4 separate regions of the Homo sapiens genome follow, and all the other regions are linked to region 4. The links are chromatin contacts, found by Hi-C or POLR2A ChIA-PET in ENCODE. All regions are on one chromosome and are shown on one strand. The core of a region is the stretch at or near the end of the contact, and the rest is flanking DNA. Distances in the headings are between cores, read along the strand shown.

Region 1 (3,301 bases), core at 774-3,273, 6.7 Mb before region 4:
AGAGACTGGTCCAGCCCAGGCTGCTTCAGCTGAGTCAGTAGGGATCCAAGTTGCAGCTCGCCTGAGGCCAGAGCATCAGGCCACCTGCCCACAACCCATGTAAAGCTGGACCCAGCCTTGAGGTCACTCTTGGACACAGTCACTGGACCTGTTTTCGTGGGAGCCCAGGTCTGAGACAAGAAGGCCTCAGAAGCCCAGCCCCTGAAATAACAACAACAACTGCTACTACCACTGCCTACTACCACTACTATGGTTCCTGAACGCTTGCTCCTCTCCGGGATCCGCACACTCCCTCCTCACAACACCCACCTGAGATCAGGTTCCGAGGGGTGAGTGAGCAGCTGCCCACGGGCTGGTCCCCTTTACAGCCCTGCCTCACATTACAGGAGAGGAGTGGAGACACAGTGCTGGCCTCAGGGAGGGACCCACAGCATAAGGTAAGCTCTGCGGACAGAGGGACCTGGGCTGGAACCCTGCCTCTGTCACTTACCAGTAGCGCGACCCTAGCCTCATAAAAGGCTTTCCCTCCCTCTAGACCAGTCCCTAAGAAGGAAGTCACTTCTTCCAGCCCACCAGAGCTGCAGAGACAGTCATCCTTCCATGTGTCCTGGCCACAGGAGAGATGCGAACCTCATGTGTCCTGGCCACAGAAGTGACACTTACCTCATGGCCACGTTGCTCCCATCGATGACCACTGGTCTCAGGTCGCTGCCCTCCTTTTCCTCTTCTGGGAGTGGAGGCTCCAGGTTGGGAGCCTTAGGGGTGCCACCACCCCGCGGGACTAGAGGGAGCTGAGGGCAGGGGTCCGGTGAGGTCTGGCGCTCCCGCTCGGTGGCTGTCCCGTGTTTCACCAGCTCACCCAGCACCGTGTTGGTGTCTGCCTGGACGCCCAGCTTCTGCAGGACGCTGTGGATCTCCGTGGATGAATAGCCCAGCTTCCGGAAGAAGTCCACCTTCATCTGCAGTTCCAGGGCCGAGGCCTCCTCAGCGGCCAGCTCTTGACCCGGCCTTGGGGTGCCCTGACGGCTGTGGCTGTCCTCAAATTCCCACAGACTCATGGTGGGGCTGGCTTCCAGGACAGGCTTCTCTCCACAGGGGCCACTCATAGCTCAGACTCCTGGAAGGCCCCGCGCCACAGCTCCTACTGAACAACCAACAGGGTTAGGGACGGTGAATAGCGCTCTCTCCTAACCTCCCTCCCAAAACCACATCCAGCAGGATGAGGGATTGGTGGCACTACACACTGCATCGTGTTATTAGTTCAGGTTGTCCTCTCAAAAGCTCTCCCAGCTAGGCATTCCCATTCCCATTCTATAAAGGGAGAAACTGAGGCACAGACATTAAAAACGTGCTCAAGGTCATCCAGCTGTTAGCTGGTGGCTCGAAGATCGGAACTTAGTCTGAACTAAGACTGGAACTACCCCAGCTGTAAAGCCTCGAACCCCCACGCCAACCCAGGGGACCCAGAAGGCAGGGACGGGGCTCTCAGATGGAATCCTGGGGCTGGAAGTGCGTTGCGGGGCCCAAGGCTTCCCCACTGAGGCCACCACTTTCGCCCACCCGTCCGGCACTCAGAGCTCAGGCCCAGGCAGCGCAAGGCCCATGGCCGGACTCCCGGAGCCGGGGAGGGCAAGTTTCTGGGGTGACCCGTGGGGAGAAAAGTTGCTGGAAAACTTTGGTTGGCTGCCGGGAGCTGGTGACGCCGAGGCTGTCCCGGCCCGAGACCCGCGCTTGCTCGGCCCGCGATCCCGATCAGGAACCTGGTGCTCTTCCCCGGCTCTCCCAACTTGGGCAAAGTTGGAGGGGTCCTGAGGCCCGGCGGGCCGGGGAACAGGACCCCGACCCTTCCGTCCCCTCCCCTCTCCACCCCTCCCGTCCCCTCCCGTCCCCTCCCCTCGGCTCGGCTCGGACCCCGCCGGAGCGCTCCCTGCCGCTTCCCCGCCGAGGCCCGCACCCTCCCCGCCGCGCCTCACCCCGCCATGCGCCAGCGGCGGCCGGCGGCGTCTCCATGGGGCCGAGTCCTGGGGGTAAGGACGGCGGCGCCTTTATATGGGGCGGCGCGCGGGCAGGTGGTGGTGAGGCACTGACGCGGAAGCGGGCAAGGGGCGGGGCCGTCCCGGGAGACCGCCCCGGGGGCGGGGCTGCCTCGCCCCTTCCTGCTCCGCTCCTCGCGTCGCGGCCCCGCCCCCGCGGCCGCTGCGCGCCGGACGGGGCCCAAGCGGGGGTCGGAGCCTCAAGGCTGCGGCGGCGACGAGCTCCGAGCGGGACACTGAACGGCCCGTATGCGCAAGATAAGCACGGACTGAATCAGGTACACGCACCTGCCGGGGACGCACTGACCGAGGTGCGGACGGCGGTACCAGGACAGGTAAAGCCGCGAACACTCGGACCTAAGAACTTGACAGGTACACCCTGCCTGATGAAGCTACGTACGGCCAGGTGCGCATCGAGTGAATCAGGTACGCGGAGGTTGGTCCACGCACCTTGGAGGCAGGTCCATGGTTATAGACAGGTACATCCAGACAGGCACTTTTCAGATGGAGTCAGGCCCCCTCAAGACACACTGTGCTTAAAGCCGTCACACAGAGGTTGGCCACCCCCGGGGCCAGGTACACTTTTCCTGAAATCTGTACTTTACTAGGACCAAAAGGCAGGTTCAGTCAGCAGATGCACAATGACCGAGGCAGAAAACCAGGCAAAAGAGGGCCATTTACCCCAATCACCACATGAATACTGTCCACACAAGAATACTGTCACCCATACCGCAGAACTCACTGAGCGCCCCCACTGGAGGAGCACCCTTGCTCCATGAAGATGCTTTTAGTTTCCCAGGTCAGACCTGATCCCTCGCATGAGCACAGCACTTTACAGGCTTACACTCACGGGCTTACAGACAGAGGTCATTATGCTGATGTTACCCTTGAGAAATTCTGCAAAGGCTAAACTGCCCCAGCTGGAAAGACTCGAACCAGGATGGAGAGCTCCTATTCTAGTGCTCCTATTATTTGCCATTTTTGTGAACCACGAGTGACTGAGGGCAGAGGGGAGCCTGGCTTCCTATGTGTGTGTGTGTGTGTGCGTGCGTGTGTGTGAGTGAGAGAGAGAGAGAGAAAACACAGAGCCCACACGCTGGAGGACAGAGCCACATGCCACCAGTGCTTACTATGTGCCAGTCCTTTGTTACATTCTCTCTACCTCATCATAGGCATGTATCCTATAAGTGCTAGTGTTATAATAAATACTTGTTTATTGTAAAAGACACCATAGACACAACTGTACATGTACAGCTTAAAGAATAATA
Region 2 (3,632 bases), core at 1-2,500, 5.6 Mb before region 4:
ACATTAATTTCCTTCTCTGAGCACTGGCTTCCTCAGCTGTAAACAGCCTCCTACCTAATACTGTCTCAAGTGCTCCATGCAGAGTGTGGCACAACGGTGGGAGCTGTCCTGATTACTCTTGTTAGTCAGCCCTATCAGCAGCTCAGTGGGCACCAGGCATTCAGAGACAAAGGACACAGGTAGAGGCAGCCAGACTTCACTCATATCAGCTCTTGTGTCCTGGCACTGCCTATGTGGAGATGACAAATGCACATACACACAAGTGGCCACACACCCTAGGAAAACCCAGCAGTGCACACAAGCTTAGACACGTGTGCCCACACATGGATATAGAGTGACCCAGGGGACAGCTGGAAAGACAGCCAAGAGTTAGACATCATAAGCAGCAAACACCCTGACTCACACCTCTGGGACAAGGGAGTGGGGCTACGGCCGCTGGTGCTGCTGCCACTGAGCCCTTCTAGCTGCTTCTGCATGCCAAGGGAGGGAAGCCAGGCTCTTAGAGGGCCCCAGTGAGTCACTTGCCTGATGCAATCCCTTTAAAGGGCTCATCTGCTGGTGCAAGAAGCTGATTCATGGAGGGCGTGGTTGCTGGAGGAGGAGGAGAAAGGGACCGAAACTGCAGCAGGAGGAACTGAGGTTAGATAGCTGTAGTCGCTAATAGGAACGCTTCACTGTAAACCTCCCTGGTCAAGGCTTCAGGGATCTCCAGGTTGAAGGTTGCCATCCTCGGGGTTTCTACAAAGGCGACAGACCTAGAGGGAAATGAATTATGAGCGCTGCGACAGGAATTTCTGTCTTTTATTGAGCCTAACTGCAGGGCTTTCCTCACAGAGTTCCACAAACCGGGAAATGAGGATCAAGGATGAGTCACTTTTCTGATAAATACACTACAATTGGCCGATCTTCCAACCGCTGGGGACTTCAACCTCGGCAGGGGGAGTGTAGGGCCCGCGAGGTTCTGTGGGGTCGGGCGGGGCGGTGCCTCCGTCCCAGCCTCGCCGCAGATATAGATCAGCAGTAAGTACCGCCCCATTAGAGCCTCGGCCTCCAATCGTGTAACAGGTTTCGCCCAGACCCCACCCTGAACCAATCCTCAATCGGACTCTGGCCTCTTGCCTGAAGTCTTCCGCCCATCGTCAAGATGGCGCCCCAATCCGAAAGCCGTGGGGCTGGAGACGCAGGCGGAGGGCGGGGCCCGGGGGGGCGGGGCCGCGGCTAAGGCTGGGGAGGAGGGGGGCGGTGCGTCACTTCCGTTGTCAGGTGGCGGCGCCGCAGCCATGGAGGGAGGCGGCGGCGGCGGCGGCGGCGGCTCGGGTGGCTGCGCTGGGAGGCGGCGGTGAGAGGCTCGCACGCCTCCAGCCCGGCCCCGGCCCCCCGGGAGGGAGAGCCGAGCAGCCCCGGCTCTGGGCTACGGACTATGGGCGAATAGCTCTGACCACCCGGCGAAGGTGAGGGCAGGGGTCCAGGAGCGGGGAGCCGGGTGGGGGTTGCGGGTAGGCGGGGCGGGCCCCGGCGGCCGCGGCGGTGGAATCGGAGTGACAGCCTGAAGCCATCTGAGTGCAGCAGAAATGGCCCCGGCGAATGCCCCCTCCTCCGCTGGGGCTCTGCCCTTCCCCGGCGGCAGGGGCGAGGGCTGCCTCGCGCCGGGTACCGGGAGGCCGCGGGAGCTTCAGTCCCCGCCGCAGCTCTGGGAAGTGGGCACTGCCAGCTTTGCCTAGAGTCACCCAGCCAGTGAGTGAAGCAACCGGCGTGTGAATCCAGCCAGATCTTTCCAAAAAGACACCTTCTGCCTCTCCGTGTTTCCCTCCTAATCCCGAGGGTGACTTGATAGTTAGAACGAGTCCCCAGGGAGGGCCAGCCAGGGCTTCCTCCAAGAGCCCTCACTCTGGCACGGGCGCTACCGCTGCTGGGGAATTTTCATATCCCGGGCGGCGTTCAGGTACGAGTCACAGCTACCTGCTTGCCAAGGCCACGTTTGGCCGGCCTTTTCCAAGGAGAGCTTGCTGTGGTCAGTGTTTCACCTGCCGAGCCGGTCAGGCCCGCCCATTCCCACGCCACTTGGCCCCGCCTTCCAGCCAGTTAGGTAGGGACATTCGGATTCCTGATGCCGAGTTTTCTGCCCACCCCAATCCCCAGGTTTGAAGCCCTTTTGTTAGCGGAAGGAAGAGATGACAGCCGCCCTCTGTGTGGCAGGATAGACTTTGCTCTGTTTTAAGTCACTGGAGGAAACCGGTTGGCTTTGCTTTGGTTTTGAGAACCAGTGGGGAAGAGGGTAGGCATACTGGGCTGGGCGCCTTTCCCTCTTTGAGTAGTTTTGCGTGAGATAAGGAAGAGCAGAATGTGTAATTGTAGGGCCAAAATAATCTTGTTTGTAAACAGTGCCTGTGAGCTCCTTTAGTGCTTCCTAATGGCCGTGCTGTGCAAGTTGTTGGTTGGGTTAATCTAGACAGTCCTCATTCATTCATTCATTCATTTCTCACATGACCACAACAAGAGTCCTTGCCTAGAGGCAAGTGCTAGACAGCATAGTGGTTAAGAGTAGGCTTTGGAGCCAGACTTCCTGAGTTCAAATTCTGGCTCAGCAACTTTCCAGCTGTGTGTACCTGGGCACATTGCTTAGTCTCCCTGTGCCTCAGTGTCTTCGTCTATAAAACAAGGATGATAACAGAGAGAGATATTATGAAGAGTAAAAAGTTAACATGTAAAACATACAACCATGTTTGCCACGTAATAAGAATTCAATAAATGTTATCTATTTTTATTTCAAGGAGCATACAGTCTAATTAAGGGAAATTGACCTGTAAACAAATGGTTGAAATGTGGTCTAAAGAAGCTAGTAGTGGCTGGGCGCCGTGGCTCATGCCTGTAATCCCAACACTTTGGGAAGCCGAGGCGGGCGGATCACCTGAGGTCAGGAGTTCGAGACCAGCCTGGCTAACATGGTGAAACCCCATCTCTACTGAAAATAGAAAAATTAGCTGGGCATGGTGGCACAGGCCTGTAATCCCAGCTACTCGGGAGGCTGAGGCAGGAGAATTGCTTGAACCTATGAGGCAGAGGTTGCAGTGAGCCGAGATCAAGCCAGTGCACTCCAGCCTGAGTAACAGAGTGAGACTCTGTCTCAAAAAAAAAAAAAAAAGAAGAAGAAGAAGCTAATAGCAGCAGCAAGAGAGTACTGTGGGAGCCCAGTGGAGAAAGGGAGAAAGCTGTGAGCTCAGCCTTGGGGGTGGGGTGGGGACGGGAGTGTGCCATGAAAAGGCTTGGCAGAAGTGATGCTGGAGCTGAGTCTAAAAGGAGAGGAGGGGAGGCTTAGCCAGGTGAGAATGAATACTTTGAGAGCGAGATAGACAAATAAACTCATAGTTTATTCCAGAAATCTCAGATTGTTCAATCTAGTGGTATGGAAGTTGATATGGTGCAAGTGAAGCAGTATAGGTTCATGAAAGAATGCCATATTAGCAATTTGAGATATCATGCCCAGGGCAGCCGGGAGCAAGTGAAAAGGTCTGAAGCAGAGGAATGACATGATTGGTTACATATTTTAGAAAGATTTCACTGGAGTCCCAGTAGAGGAGGGAAGGAGGAGGACAGGAGCGACTGAAGGGCTGGAGAACTCTTCGGAGACAAAC
Region 3 (3,134 bases), core at 177-2,676, 7.1 Mb before region 4:
TAGCAGAGCTGCCACTCCAGGCTGAGAGCCAAGTACCAGCCACTGCCAGTGAAGACTGGCCCCTTTACTGAAGGGAGTTGTTCAGAGTCCAGCCACCGGCCCTGGGGAGGGAGAGAAGTCAGGGTATTCTGCTCGGGGATGGTCAGGGCTCCGCAGCTCCATCGCCAGCATCCTTTGGAAAGCCGCCTCTGGCGGAGACAGCCGGCTGGGGGGGCGCTCCAGGTTTGGCTGAGACGTTCTAGTTGGAACAGAAAGGAAAAAAGTGAGGCTGGGAGGCAAGGCCTTGGATTAGGCCCCACAAGGATGTGGCCATTTGGCATTTGGATAGTATTAACTTTTTCGAAACCTCTCACCAGATCAAAGGAGGTTAGGGATAAAGCGGCGGAGACATACTTCCCCCCTCCAGGGTAAGCTAGGGCTTGGCCAGCCTAGCCAGTGGGCAGACCCCACCCCACCCCAGCCCAGCCCAGGGTGGGCACTAACCCCGCCACCAGCCGGCTCCGGGCGCCGGCGGCCCAGCTGCCGTAACATCTCCTCGCAGGCTGCGATGGTGTCCAGGAGCTGCCGCTGCCGCTGCTCCACCGCGTCCAGCAGCTGCTGGGCGCGCTCCTCCCGGGGCGGCTGTGGGGGTGGCCTCCCGCCGAGCCCCAGCCCCGCCTTCCCGCGGTCCACGCCGGCAGCCTCCCTGCCCGGGAGAGAGCGAGAGACAGACGGTCAGGGCCGGCGCTTGCGCGGGGCCAAGCCCCTTCCTCCCGCCCCGACGGGCCCCCTCTCACCCCCGTGACCAGTCTGAGCCCGGGCCCCATTCCATCTCCGCTTGCGCGGCCCGACCACCGCCCCCCTTTCGGCCGCCCCCCTCCCCAGCGCTGCGTTAGGGCTTCGCAAGGCTGCGCCCCGCCCCGTCCCCACCGGTCTCCTTCAATCCTCCTGGGGGTCGTGGTCCCTTTAAGCTGCCCGGCGCAGAGGCGGGGCCGAGTCTCCTGGACCGGAAGCTGGCTGGGAGCGTCACTTCCTCCCGGAAGCGGGCCTGGGCGGATGTCTCCGGCGCGTCGGTGCAGGGGGATGAGGGCCGCGGTGGCTGCCAGCGTGGGGTTGAGCGAGGGGCCTGCTGGCTCCCGGAGCGGTCGCCTCTTCCGCCCGCCGAGTCCCGCTCCGGCGGCCCCCGGCGCCCGGCTGTTGCGGCTCCCGGGGAGCGGGGCCGTGCAGGCCGCGAGCCCGGAGCGCGCCGGCTGGACCGAGGCGCTGCGGGCCGCCGTGGCCGAGCTGCGCGCCGGCGCCGTGGTGGCCGTCCCCACCGATACGCTGTACGGCCTGGCCTGCGCGGCGAGCTGCTCGGCGGCTCTGCGCGCTGTGTACCGCCTCAAGGGTCGCAGCGAGGCCAAGCCTCTGGCCGTATGCCTCGGCCGCGTGGCCGACGTCTACAGGTAAGGCCGCCCCGACCCGGCCCCGCTAGGGGCGGCACCGCGGGAGGGGTTTCCGGTGACAGGCTTGGGAGACTGAGGCGCAGAGAGCGGGAGGGGCTTGTCCAGGCTCACCAAGGAATCCGGAACTGGAAATATGTACCGAGGACTTAACGTGCCCCGGGCCCTGAACTACATGCTGCTGGGAAGCAGCAACACACGAGAAAGGCAGGGACCCTGTTCCCTTGGCGTATTTGTGCTAATTGGGGAGGCCCCCGGGAAAAAAGCAAACAAACACAGTAGCTTAATTTAATAGCGAATGCCTTGAAGAAAATAAAACGTGGAGCTTGATCCCACTATCATGATATCACAGCGGTGCAGCTGTTGTAGTCCCTGAGACCAGAGGCACATGGGCGTCAAGCCAGGGGTGCGCCTCTGGAGCCCTGCTTTCTGCTCAAGCTCTTAGGGAGGTGAAGCAGGGAGACAGGCGGCTCCCATTGTAAACTCGAAGGATTCCTTTTCTACGTCTGCCTAGAGTCTAGGAAAGGACCACCAGTGGCCCTTCAATTTTGAATGGATTTATTCTTCTGTGTTTCCCAGATACTGCCGTGTGAGAGTACCTGAGGGGCTCCTGAAAGACCTACTGCCAGGACCAGTGACCCTGGTGATGGAACGCTCGGAGGAGCTCAACAAGGACCTAAACCCTTTTACGCCTGTGAGTCAAGTTTTCTCTTGTGTCCCCAGACTCCAGGCCACTTGGCTTTCACTAGGATCCAGATAAGACTTACCCTCTTATCCCTTCCAACCTTTCTCATGATCCCTTTCCCCTTGCCTTACAGCTTGTAGGCATTCGGATTCCTGATCATGCTTTTATGCAAGACTTGGCTCAGATGTTTGAGGGTCCGCTTGCTCTCACTAGTGCCAACCTCAGCTCCCAGGCCAGTTCTCTGAATGTCGAGGTGAGTTTACCCAGTCCTTCCCCTGGAAATGTCACCAGCGCACATACTGTTTTCTGTGAATCAGTGGCATTGATAGTACACTGGGATGGCCAGGCATGAGAGTTCTTGGGCCAACAGTGGGAAGGTTGCCCAGCTGGCAGGGAGGTGGTGGGGGGCAATATAAATTAAAAAAATTTGAAAGATTTTATCTCAAAGTCTGAAAAGCCAGGGGGAGAATTGGTCTTTTCTTCAGTCTTTATAATAATAGGAAAGATTATAAGAACAATGTCTTCCTGTTTTTCTGGAGATAACAGTTTCTGGAGAACACAGTTAGGCTATAAATCTTCACGACAGTGCTGTAAAGAAAGATGAAGAAGGCCAAGGGCAGTGGCTCATGCCTGTGACCCCAGCACTTTGGGAGGCCCAAGCAGGTGGATCATGTGAGGTCAGGAGTTTGAGACCAGCCTGGCTAACATGGCAAAACTCCATCTCTAATAAAAAATACAAAGATTAGCCAGACATGGTGGCGCATGCCTGTAATCCCAGCTACTTGGGAGGCTGAGGCAGGAGAATCACTTGAACCTGGGAGGCAGAGGTTACAGTGAGCTCAGATTGTGCCACTGTACTCCAGGCAGGGCTCTAGAGCGAGACTCTGTCTCTTAAAAAAAAAAAAAAAGATGAAGTTTAGCCTCCAGAAAGTTAAATCACTTGTTCCAGGTCACACAGCCATTAAGTGACTGACTCAGATTTTTAACCAGTTTTTGATTCTCGCCCCTGTTCTCTTATCTCTGCCACA
Region 4 (3,641 bases), core at 974-3,473:
GATGCATTCACGTGACCTCATTTCACCTTCACCGCAGCCCTGCCAGGCAAATTTCTGTTCCCCCCAACCGCCCCGCCGTTTTGCAGAGGTGAAAACAACAGCTCAGAGAGATCAAGTGCCTTGTCTGACACCACACAGCTACTAAGTGGGGAGCTGGGATTCCCCATGCCCCAGGATTCCCAAACGGATGCCACCTACTCCACCTCCAGGGCTGTCTGCCACATCTGCGTCCTCCTAGGCTGTGGCTTCCTTAATATGTTCTTTAAATTGACTTACTGCCTTTTTTATTTAAATGCATTTCTTTTAAAATGAGACTTTATATTACTCCTATAAATGGAAAATCACAGGATTCATGGACTAGTTATGTATATTTTTATAATGCACATTAAAATGAATTTATCACCATAAAAAATGAGAAATGTTTACCCATAGACCATGTACAATTATTCCACATGCTGTCAGTGTGTTTCATCCCTCTCTTTGGGAGTTGGCTTTGCACCTGTCCTGGTTTCACCAAATCACAATGTTATGAATGGCTATCATTTATTATGGTAGGAAATCGTCAAATGGCTTCTGTGCACAATCAAATGCAGACTCCCCAGCATGGCCTCAGGGCCCTCCTGGCCCCTGGTTTCCTGATCTCCAGTTCCTCTGGTCTTGCTACTCTTAGACAAAGGAGGACTTCTCTTGGTTTTCTGCCTACCCAGCCAGAAGATCCCAGGCCATGGGCCTGTGGAGCCAAAGTTCTTAACCACTGCACTGTGTCACCTTTCTATGATGTCAGGCCTCAGCAAGGCTTATGAAGGAACAGGAACAGCCTTGAAAATGAAGTTGGGAAGGGATAGGCCAGGCCTCCCAGGAGCCCAAAGCTTGCAGAGTCCCCTTGGTCTCATTGGCACATGGAGAATGGATTGATCAAGTCCACCAATCAAGTTTTGTGGGTCTAACAGAGCAACTCCTGCCAAGTGGGAGGAGCTTAGGGACTTTCTATAACCTCTCCTGGGGCAGAAATGATGGGCTGCAGCAGTGTCCAATCCTAACTCCATGATCTCCTGGGAGGGCAGGGCTTCATGGCAGTTCCTGTCTGCTCTGCACTAGAAGCTTGGCATTGCAAAGGGGCTCAGCTGTGGAATGAAGCAGGGCTTCTTCCAGAAATGTTGCATGTACTTCCTATTCCCTTTCTTTATTGCAATATGGATAATTTATCATCTGAGGAGGGAGTAGAGATTCCAGGGTAGCTTGCCTAAGAGTTGTGGCTTATTAATTCCAACTTTTTGCAAGATCAAGGGGGAAAAGCAATCCCTGATTTTGTGTGAGTATGGGGATTGGGTCTTGAGGCCCTGAAAGTGAGGTTCGGGTCTCACAGATTGCTGTGAAGAGTTATTGACCCACCTAGAAGAGAAGCCTAGCCCAGGGCCTGGCGCACAGTTGATGGGTTTGCTTCCTGGTTATTCTTCCGTCCTTGTCTGGAGCCCTGCACGCCTCTTCGTAGCTTAGGAAGAACAAGCTTCTCCCTGCGGCTCAGGGTGAGGAAGTGGGAGAGAACACCAGCTCCAGGGAGGCTTCTAGCACCAGTCAGCCTCAGTTAAAATCCTTGCACCTTCATTGACTAGCTGTGTGACCTTGCACGAATCATTCCCCCTCTCTGTGCCTCAGTTTCTTCATCTGTAAAATGGGGATCATAATAGTACCTCTCTCAAAGGATTGAGGTGAGGATGAAAGGAGTGAATCCAGGAGCATGCCTGGAAGAGGCAGGAAATGCCTCCTAGACAATAGCTATTTTTGCAGCCAGACAGATCTGGGTTTGAATTCTGCCACCAGTGCTAACTACTGTGTGATTTGGGGCAAGTGCCTTGACCTCTCTGGACAGCTGTTTCCTCATCTGGAAATGGGCTTGGTAACAGTCCTGGCTTCCAAAGTTGGTAGTGTTCTTCTAGTAAGCAAGCTGTGTGAAACGGTGGAACCCTGGCCCTGGTGCAGAGAAGGGCATGATGACCGTGTTAGGGTCTGTCCTCTCTGGAACCCCCTCCTGGGAATGGCAGAGGGCAGTGGGGTGCTCTGAGGCAGGCTGCTGCCCTGTCCCCACTCCCCCTCCCCAGCTGCCCCGCCCCAGCTGTGACGACCTTGTCCCTGCCTGTCTAAGGGGCAGGAAGGAAGTGAGGAGGGCAGCCAGCAGCTTCCCCTTCTCTGCCCTGCTCCAGGCACCAGGCTCTTTCCCCTTCAGTGTCTCAGAGGAGGGGACGGCAGCACCATGGACCCCCGCTTGTCCACTGTCCGCCAGACCTGCTGCTGCTTCAATGTCCGCATCGCAACCACCGCCCTGGCCATCTACCATGTGGTGAGTGTGCGGGCCCCGGGTGTGTGTGCGTGCGTGCTTGTGTGAGTGTGAATGTCTGCGGTGACCCGTCATCTACGGAGCCCCACAAATGAAAGAACTCCTGCTCTCCACCTCTCTGGGGGACCCTGGGCAAATCCCTGTCCTGCTCTGGGCCTCAGTTTCCTTCTCTGTCAAATGGCTGGGGGTACCCTGGGGAGATGCCGCAAGAGTGAGGAGTAAGGGAGCTGGAATCCACTTTCCAGGCAAATGTAACTGACGTTCACTCCGAGGCTGGCTCCGTTTCTGCCTCTGTGAGATGGGGCACAGCAGCAGCCGGAAGGTTATTTGTGTGCAAAGCCAACAGCAGATGTGAAAGTGCTTTGGAAGGCAGGGATCTTGGGAGGAACGTGGGCTGGGATTGTTTGACCGGGATGTGAGGTCGGCCGCAGACACAGCCCCGATTCTTCCCCTGGGGCCTGGAGGGAGCCTGGGCCACTCGAGGGGATGAGAAGTGGGGATCTCCCCTTTGTGCCTCCAGTGGGGAGGCAGGGGCCGTGTCCTCTCAGCTTCCAGCTCAGTCAAACCACGGCCTTCTGCCCACCAAAGAGAACTTGAGACCTGTGCTAATCATTAGGGTAACTTGTCCGGCCCAAGCTCTTGTTGGGCAACTTGTGAAGTCACGGCTGTCACTGGTTCCTCCTTTCCTGGTGACTCACAGTGTGGTCTTGGGCAAGTCACAGTGCCCGGGGGCCAAGGCTGCCCCTCTGCCTGGGGTGGCTGAGGGTCAGTGTCCTTGTACTGTCCTGCCTAGACCCACCCTACTCCCAAACTCCTGGCCACACTCATCTCCCCTAGACCCAAGCGACTTCCTCCTGGGGTGACTCAGGGCCTGTGGTTAACAGTTTTCTCATGAGTCTGGAAGGGCTTCCTCAAAATTAGCCTAGATCCACATGCTGCGGTGGGTTGCTGCAAACTCAGACCTGCCTGCGTCTGCTTCCTGTCACAGGCAGGGCAGGCAGAGCTGTGGCAAGAGCCCAGCCTTCAGGGGGGCGATGCTGTTCAGTGGTTAGCCCACGGCCTCTGGATGCAGACTCCTGCATGCAAATCCTGGCTTCCCTGCTTCCCAGCTCTGCAGCCTTGGGCAATTTACTTAACCTCTCTGAGCCTCAGTTTTCTCATTTAAAAAAATGGGGATGTGAATTATCATACCCATCTGATAGGGTTTGTTGTGAGGCTCAGGGAGTTGATACATACAAAGCATGCAGAACCACGCCTGACGCACAGGTGAGTGCTTTATTATTCGTTGTGCATCAGACATGGCACC

What was found. A loop is a pair of places that touch in the nucleus more often than their neighbours do. ChIA-PET counts read pairs that join two places held with the same protein, here RNA polymerase II (POLR2A). Pooled maps may share reads with other maps.
Region 1: a loop to region 4 is called in a map of CD8-positive, alpha-beta T cell, with 7 times the contacts of the local background. The contact joins the promoter of ZC3H12A here to the promoter of LAPTM5 in region 4. A Hi-C loop is called at or near these places in 2 of 168 maps with a recorded cell type or tissue (CD8-positive, alpha-beta T cell and naive thymus-derived CD4-positive, alpha-beta T cell) and 7 of 50 pooled maps.
Region 2: a pooled map shows a loop between it and region 4 (16-fold over the local background). The contact joins the promoter of STK40 here to the promoter of LAPTM5 in region 4. A Hi-C loop is called at or near these places in 1 of 37 single-sample maps with no recorded cell type and 5 of 50 pooled maps. POLR2A ChIA-PET finds 5 or more read pairs at or near these places in 1 of 52 experiments (H1).
Region 3: a loop to region 4 is called in a pooled map, with 2.0 times the contacts of the local background. The contact joins the promoter of C1orf122 here to the promoter of LAPTM5 in region 4. A Hi-C loop is called at or near these places in 1 of 50 pooled maps. POLR2A ChIA-PET finds 5 or more read pairs at or near these places in 2 of 52 experiments (CD8-positive, alpha-beta memory T cell and activated T-cell).

Annotation. Positions count from the first base shown.
Region 1 is chr1:37,473,302-37,476,602 of GRCh38, reverse strand. ZC3H12A (zinc finger CCCH-type containing 12A) reads right to left here and starts at 2,023. Exons shown (of 6, transcript NM_025079.3): 1 at 1,974-2,023; 2 at 664-1,144. The coding sequence starts at 1,106. It overlaps LITATS1 (lncRNA induced by TGF-beta and antagonizes TGF-beta signaling 1), which reads left to right and starts at 2,160. Exons shown (of 3, transcript NR_038842.1): 1 at 2,160-2,459. RefSeq lists an enhancer at 1,079-1,178 and silencers at 1,829-2,288, 2,749-2,848.
Region 2 is chr1:36,383,542-36,387,173 of GRCh38, reverse strand. It overlaps STK40 (serine/threonine kinase 40), which reads left to right and starts at 1,250. Exons shown (of 11, transcript NM_001282547.2): 1 at 1,250-1,451. LOC124904012 (a long non-coding RNA gene) reads right to left here and starts at 983. Exons shown (of 2, transcript XR_007065779.1): 1 at 847-983; 2 at 1-755. RefSeq lists enhancers at 403-772, 803-912, 1-936 and silencers at 1,143-1,522, 1,673-1,742, 2,043-2,092.
Region 3 is chr1:37,806,082-37,809,215 of GRCh38, reverse strand. C1orf122 (chromosome 1 open reading frame 122) reads right to left here and starts at 1,426. Exons shown (of 3, transcript NM_198446.3): 1 at 777-1,426; 2 at 484-685; 3 at 1-238. The coding sequence starts at 811. The coding sequence ends at 143. YRDC (yrdC N6-threonylcarbamoyltransferase domain containing) reads left to right here and starts at 1,008. Exons shown (of 5, transcript NM_024640.4): 1 at 1,008-1,424; 2 at 2,001-2,115; 3 at 2,240-2,359. The coding sequence starts at 1,036. RefSeq lists silencers at 369-918, 1,099-1,358.
Region 4 is chr1:30,756,356-30,759,996 of GRCh38, reverse strand. It overlaps LAPTM5 (lysosomal protein transmembrane 5), which reads left to right and starts at 2,223. Exons shown (of 8, transcript NM_006762.3): 1 at 2,223-2,338. The coding sequence starts at 2,252. RefSeq lists enhancers at 1,074-1,143, 2,212-2,491, 2,620-3,416.